Regions from separate parts of the Mus musculus genome. Here all the other regions are linked to region 1. The links are chromatin loops, found by intact Hi-C in ENCODE. Cell type or tissue: gastrocnemius. All regions are shown on one strand.

Region 1 (2,500 bases):
CTGATTCATCTAGCACATCATACAAAATATACACTAACTCAACAAACTGGCAATGAACAACCCTACCCGGAGAGCCTTGGCCTCATCGTTAAATTCTTCCCAAATACAGGGCAACTGACATTTGGAGTCTGGGTGGTTTTTTGTTTGTTTGATTGGTTGGCTGGTTTTCTTCACTTAGTCGTCAATGAGTATCTTGTCTATAAAGCAAATCTTTCATTTTCAGAGTGAAAGCAAAAGAGATACTTAATATGAAACCAGACCGGGAAATGTCTCATCGGGTCAGAGTGCTTGCAGCGCGGCATGGTGACCAAAGTTCGGACCCCTGAACTCAGGTAGAGCAAGATGTGGTAATGTGCCTCTATAAGCCTGGCGCTCCTGCAGCAAGATGGGAGATTCACCCAGAAGCTCATGGGCCAGCTAGCTCAGTGTATGCAGCCAAGTCTGCAGAGACAAGAGACCCTGCCTCAAAGCAAGACGGAACAGAAGAGTCCCAAAGTTGGCCTCTGACCTTTATACCCCTCCATGGCACATCTGTACCTGCACTTATGCAAACATCAGACCCACCCACACACATACACCACACACAAACAAAACAGGTATGGGGGCAAGGAACACTGGTTACATTTCCAGAGGTAAGCAAATCTGAGGCTGTAGGAAACCCTGCCTTATAAACCCAAGGCACCTAGATGGCTCAGCAGGCAAGCATGCTTACAGCCAATCCTGAGTTCCACTCCTGGAACCCCACAGTGAAAGAACTCACTCAAATGATAAGAGAACTAACTGTGTATAGGGGGGTTGGGAAGTGGGGTTTCAAGACTGGGCTCTGTGTAGCCCTGACCATCCTGGAACTCACTCTATAGACCAGACTGGCCTTGAACTCAGAGATCCTCCTGCCTCTGCCTCTGCCTCAAGTGCTAGGATTAAAGGTGTGTACTAGCACTACCCAGCTAAGAGAACTGACTTGTGAGCTATCCTCAGACTTCCTCAGGCATACCATATGGGACGTTCTGTGCTCATGGGCATAAGGGGTGTGTGTGTGTGTGTGTGTGTGTGTGTGTATGTATGTGTGTGTGTATACACAAAGAGAAGTGTAATAGAAAAAAATCTCAGAGGGCACATTTGAATGAATTCACAACAAATCTCAGAAGTTAGCTTACTTTCCAAACTTTCAAACAATTGCCCATCACTCCCCACAACGGAACTTCTACTTTGCCTAAGCATTCTCTTATGAAAATCCCTACTCCCCTGCCTCTTACATTCAGGTGGACGGAACACTTTCTGCCCCAGGAGGAGATGCCTGTGCTACAGTGCTCATTTCTTCCACCAGGGGTCACCCTTGTAAACATCTCAGAAGCCAAAAGCCCCTGTACTTGACAGAGAAAATAGATATGAATGTTGTTTCAGTGAGCAAGAAGAGGGAGGGTGCAGGCACCACCAGTCTGACTGGCAAAAATACACACTTTGGAGCAAAAGGCAAATGAGAGATAACAGTCACAGGAGGATCTGTCTAAACTTGAAGCAACTATCCTTTCTTATGGGAAGAATGGATATGTAGGAAAAGAGAGAGAGACTGAGTCTGTCTGTCTGTCTGTGCAGTCGATGCTATCCACCTTGTTTTGTAAGACTAGAGTCTCTCATTGGCCTGGAACTCAACAAGTAAGACAGGCTGGCTAGCCAGCAAGCACCAGGACTCCATCTGGTATCTGCCCGTGCATACTGAGATTACAAGTCCTACACTGAGAGTGGCAGACTTTCTTCAGGGCATAGCAAGCACCTTACAGGCTCAGCCGTCTCCCCTAGTTCCCAGTTAGCACTTTTAAAGTCCAGATTAGGAACATTTAAAGGTGCTCTTAAAGAAACCCTCTCAACCTGCAGCACAGGTACTGGGGTGAGGGGGAGGGGCATCTGAGTCATCTTTGGGGGCCTGTCACATAAGCAGGGAACAGGAGCTGGCCTTGATTCCTTTCTCCAGCCCGCACAAATCTAGCCAGTGAAAAACCAACAGGAACATGACTGGACCTGCCAAGGGTGGTAGCAAAAGAGAGCTGAGAGGCTTGGTAAATAACCTGGTGCGAGGCAATTAACCTGCTCAAGGCACCTCTTAATGGCGACTCGGCCTCACCCTTGGAGAAGTGACACCTTGTAAGTATGACAAGAGAGGCCCGACCTGAATTTCCAGGTGCTGGTTAAGGCTCATTATCTTTCTGTAAAACCAGATCCTCTGGGCTGAGAAATAAGGGAAAGTTGGAGGGGCTTGCTGGCTCCAGGAAGGTTCTAGAAGTTGTCTTCCACCGGGCTCAGCTATGCAGAACTCTGAGAACACCAAGATCAGCCCAAGGAGCTGGGTGTGCATTGATGTTTCCCCAGGGGAAGGTACTGAATAAAGAAAGCTGCCAAGGGACTAAGTCAACCTCACCCAGTGGGACACCTTTCCTTAACCAGCTGTGCTATGCACTGGTCCCCATGGGAATTAAGACCCCTGAGCATCTGTCTCTTAATT
Region 2 (2,500 bases), 210 kb after region 1:
TGTTTCCTTGGCTTATCCAGCTAATCAGGAGGCTGTCTTCCAAATGCCTTGCTCCAACTTCCCTTTGCATCCTCACGCCTGTCACCCTCATTCTCCTGCCCCACCCCGCCCCACCCCGCCATGCCCTTAGAAGGATCCTCATAACACTGGACTCACTTGTGCTGCCTAGACCAAGCTTCCCATCTCAAAACCCTTCCCTTAGCAACGCCCCCCACCCCCAAGCTCCCTTTACAAGTTGTGGCAATTAAGTCAGGCACTTCTTTGATGGGAAGGGTATGTGAAATTCTGTCTGCCACAGACAGGTACATCCTACTTGTAACCAGGCAATGAAAAGAGAGCAGCTTTTCTCTTGGGTGTTGTGTATGTTTCTAACTCACCATTCTGAGGAAAGCCAGCTGTCACTGGCAAGAGGCAGCTGTGTGCAGGGACCCATTTGGCTAAGAACTGAAGCCTCTCACCAGTCACATTGTCTGCCAACCATCATGAGTGAACCCTGAACTATGACATATCAGAAGGTGACAATATTTTGTAAGCTTTTTTTGTTTTGTTTTTTCTGTTCTGAAATAAGGGCTCACTATGTCACCCTTATTAGCTAACCTTGAACTCACAGAGATCCACCTCTCTCTGGCTCCTAAGTGCTAAACGGTGAGTACTATCATGCCTGGTAACAAGTTTTAGGGGAAGAAATCAGAGTGGTGTTGGCGGAAAGAGTTAGAGGCGGGCTTTGCTGAATGGCTGGGATTTGACCAAAGTCTTGAAGACGAGGGAGGAGACCATTCATTTTGGGGGAAAACGTTCCAGGTATGGAAAACACCAAGTGTTAAGGGCTTGTGGCCGAAGTGTACCTCGCTCTTTTTTTTTTTTTTTTTTTGCTTATGGGGCTGAAGGAGATTTGCCGGGTGCTTGTCTCTTCCTCTCTGGCGTGGGATGGAAGCTGCTGAGGGCGGCTGAGCTTATGACGGTGGGAGAAATTCCAGCGTCAGTTATAGGAGGGAAGGGATATAAGAAGGAAAAAACAAAAGAAAACAAAATCCCGGAGGATGTTAGACAAGCACAGCTCTTGCAATTTGCCTCTGCGGGAGGCTCCCGAATCCTCAGCAGTGCGCCAGCGCCCCCTGGTGGTCACAAGGAAGGCACACGTCACTGCAGCCAGAAGTGGATGCTGCGCTCAGAGAAAGTTCAGCCAGTCAGCACCTCCAAAATTGTACCATGTTCTCTTGAGGTTCACACGAGTAATTACTCCTTTATTTAAGTTTTGTTTGGCTGGTTTTTTTTTTTTTGAGCCAAGCCGTCATGTAGCCCAGGCTGGCCTCAAGCTCATGATGTAGTTAGGATGACTAACCCTCCTATTTCAACCTCTGCAGCCCAGGTGTGCCCCTCTGCGCTTGTCCTAACCCTGGGGACTTAAAAAAGCACTTTGACCCCCTGCAGAGTACTTTGCGAGTATTCTCATTTAATCCTCTTAATTAGCCCTACTAGGTGGAGCTGTGGCAATTCCATCTTACAGGATGAAGGTGGGAGACAATAGCACAGCTAGGCAGTGTCTTAACTCTAGGTCCACCTGCTTCTAAATGACAAATCAATGGCAAGAAGCATCTACAGGTGCTAAACAGAGCCACATATCATGCACCTGTGAGCCCCACGTGGCCCACTAATAGTCCCAGTCAAAAGCAGAGGAAATTGACTGAGTATGTGGGAATTTGCCTCAGACCATTCGGAGAGCCAGGAGTATTCGGTGAGTGAGAACTGAGAATGTTGGGGTCTGGAGAAATGGCTCAGCAGCTAAGAGTATTGGCTGCTCTTTCAGTGGATGGAGACTCCATTCCCAGCACCCACATGGTGGCTCACAACTATCTGCAACCCTTGAAGAGGGTGATCTGACGCCTGCTTTTAGCCTGTGCAGGCACTGGGGAGCGGGGCACACCGTGTTGCACAGGTGCTGGGGACAATAGGTGCAGACCAAGCACTCATACACATAAACTTTTTTAAAAAGTAAAGATGGGCTGGCGAGATGGTTCAGCAGGTAAGAGCACTGATTGCTCTTTCCAAGATCCTGAGTTCAAATCCCAGCAACCACATGGTGGCTCACAACCACCGGTAACGTGATCTGACGCCCTCTTCTGGTGCGTCCGAAAACAGCTACAGTGTACTTACATAAAATAAATAAATCTTTGGGTTGGACCGAGCAGGGACTGAGCGAGCAGAGGTCCTAAATTCAATTCCCAACAACCAGATGAAGGCTCACAACCATCTGTACAGCTACAGTGTGTACTCATATACATAAAATAAATAAATAAATCTTTAAAAAAATAAAGTCAATGAAAGAGAACCAGGAAAGTTCTAAGCAGCCATTTCTGTTCATAAATGCCAAGCGCACCCCTAGGAGGTGCTGGACTGGGTACGCAGCTCAGACTGAGGCCTGGAGCAGAAAGGGGAAGAAAGAAACGATGCCATTAATAGGCAAAAACCACGACGAGAGAACCTCATCTGTTCACAGATG
Region 3 (2,500 bases), 87 kb after region 1:
ATGTAGTTCTGGCTGTCCTGGAACTGGCTATGTAGCCCAGGCTGGTCTAGAACTCAGAGAGTTCTGCCTGTCTCTGCCCCCTGGATGTCAGCATTAAGTGCATTTACTGTCGTGTCTGGCAGAGGTTTGAATCTCAGGATAAAAAGAGGTCTTCGGACGGAGATACCTCGGTTGGTAGAATGCTTGCTTGCCACTCATGAAGGATTACGTTCAATTACACACTTCATAAACTAGGCGTGGTGGTATATTCCTGTTAGGTTAGCATTTGGGAGGCAGAAACAGGAGAACAGCGGGTGAAGCTACATAGAGAGTTCAGATTGGAACAGCCTGGGACACCTCAGGTGTCCTCAAAGAAAACATAAAGGCCCATCCTTGTCACTCTGTCTCTCCAGGTATCTACCTGTGTAGATCAGGCTGATCTGGAACTCTCAATTCCTTTCAGCCTTCCTCTTAAATGCTGAGATTACAGGTACGCACCCTGGTGTGCCACCACACCCAGCCCAGCACTTCTCCTAACTCTCTCCATTTCCTTTTCTTGACTTTGTTCTAAACTTACTCATTTTATTATTGTACGTGTACAGATGTTTTGCCAGCATGTATGTTTGTGCACTGTGTGCACACCGGGTGCCCATGTAAGTCAGAAGAGAGCTTTGAATCCCTTGGAACTGGAGTTATGCTTGTGAGTCACCATGCTGGGAATTGAATTTGGGGCCTCTTGCAAGAGCAATACGTGCTCTTAACCACTGAGCCGTCGCTCTGGCTCTCAATTCCTTTTTAAAAGGAAGACATAAAAAGCTCGTTGAGAGACCAGACCATAAGCAGCTCTTTGGTAAGGGTCGTGGCTCATCAAGCAGCGTCCGTTCAGACACCATCCCCATCATCAAGAGAGCTTTTTCATCCACTGACTCAACAAGTATTTACCGAGCATGTGTTCTGTGCAGGCGGAGCTGTCTTCGCAGGCAGACTTCCATGTAAGGTATGCCACAGCCAGTGGCCCTGTGGCATGTGCCCTCCCTTCCTGTGGCCCCACCCTGCCAAGCCAGGCTGCAAAGGCCAGCCCCAGCTGTGGTTTGGGAGAATGGCGCCCTCTGCTGGGAAGGAAGGGGACGTTCCGTTCCTTTGGGCAGTCTTCCCATGGAAGCTCACCTTCCGCGGAGGATCCCTGTATACGGATGTGTATGGGATGCCGTCACTCCCATCAACCTCCTACATCAGTAGGGCCAACGGTCATCTTAAACAGCCCTCCCGTGCTAGGCATCCTTCAGAGAGCGGAAGCAATTTGCCCAAGGCCTCATTCAGAAGGGCAGGATCTGAATTTGGTCTCTGACCAACAGTGGCAGCTTACACCTTTAATCTTGCACTGGGGAGGCAGAAGCAAGTAGATGTCTCTGAGTTCGAGGCCAACCTGGTCTACAGAGTGAGCTCTAATACAGCCAGGGCTACACAGAGAATCCCCTCCCCGTCTCAAACAAAACAAAGCAAAAAAGAAAGCTGAAGGTGGGAAGGAAGGCTCTGCCTTCTTTGTGAGCAGGTGATCCACGGAGTTCCCCAGTGAGTCAAACTAGACACATAAAGGATGGAACGCTGGTGAGGGGGCTGCTCCAACTGTCAGTGGTGGCCTGTCACCTAGCTGACCTCTCAGACAGTCCCTGCCCTGACTGGACTTCTGGCCATATTCTTAAACCCCTTCTTCAGGCCACACAATGACTGGGTATGCAGAGTTACCTACACCTTAATGGAGGGGAAAACCCCAGGAAAGACTGCTTAGGTCAGCCACAAAGTCAAAAGGCCTGCTACTAGGATGGATGACCTCACTTGGGGTGAGGGGTGTTTGTAAGGAGAGTGTGGGAGGAGGGGGCTGAGGAGATAGGACTCAGGGAATCCAGAGATCTTTCTCAAAAGAAAGCTCAAGGGGGCTGGGTGTGGGTTTGTTTTGCTGTTGTTTTGAAACCGGTTCACCAGGAAGCTGGAGGCTGGCTTTGAACTCTCACTTTGGGATCTTTGGTTCAGGCATCCTTAGAGAGTCACTTTTTCTTTTCTTTTGGGCTTTTTAGAAGCCTGGGGACAGATTTGAGAAGATCTGACAGGCATTCTCAGTACCAACTAGCCATTCCAGGTTGAGCCTTCGACTCCAGAGAGCCCTGATCTCAATCAGTATCAGCTGACCTGGAGGCAGCTTTGAAGCCTCCACAAAGCAGATGCCCTGGACCGTTTGACGTTAGAAACAAAACAAACCCTTAGGACTTATGTTCACAGATGGTGGCGGGGGCAGAGCAATACCAAATTGGGATTGATGGAGACAACGGAGGGGCCCCCACACTATTGTGCAAACGTGACACAAAACATGATTGCAACACACCGGGTAAACGTTGGAGGGCACACACAGCTGATAAACTACAAAAAGATCAGCCAGATACCCAGGCAGTCCTTGTTAGCATGCCATCCCATTAGTTGTGTATGTGTGTGCAAGCGGGTGCAATTATCACTCACCAGGAATACT

Evidence for each region. Hi-C counts contacts between places; a loop is a spot of excess contacts. Peaks named below come from ENCODE experiments on the same cell type or tissue, not always from the same donor. Only the 100,000 strongest peaks of a DNase experiment are listed, where the experiment ranks them.
Region 2: it touches region 1 in a loop (14-fold over the local background); 19 of 42 quality-filtered maps call a loop at or near these places.
Region 3: it touches region 1 in a loop (10-fold over the local background); 34 of 42 quality-filtered maps call a loop at or near these places.

The regions. Positions count from the first base shown.
Region 1 is chr8:106,646,426-106,648,925 of GRCm38, reverse strand. All of the region lies in intron 2 of Cdh1 (cadherin 1), which reads right to left. Among named protein-coding and RNA genes, the nearest start is that of Tango6, 35 kb to the left of the region's middle. In gastrocnemius, no CTCF peak of the experiment used is centred here; a DNase peak (open chromatin) is centred at 1,323.
Region 2 is chr8:106,431,761-106,434,260 of GRCm38, reverse strand. No RefSeq gene overlaps it. Among named protein-coding and RNA genes, the nearest start is that of Zfp90, 18 kb to the right of the region's middle. In gastrocnemius, a CTCF peak has its summit at 1,116 (motif pointing left); a DNase peak (open chromatin) is centred at 1,104; H3K4me3 peaks cover 394 bases.
Region 3 is chr8:106,559,849-106,562,348 of GRCm38, reverse strand. No RefSeq gene overlaps it. Among named protein-coding and RNA genes, the nearest start is that of 1110028F18Rik, 26 kb to the left of the region's middle. In gastrocnemius, a CTCF peak has its summit at 1,097 (motif pointing left); a DNase peak (open chromatin) is centred at 1,054; H3K27ac peaks cover 591 bases.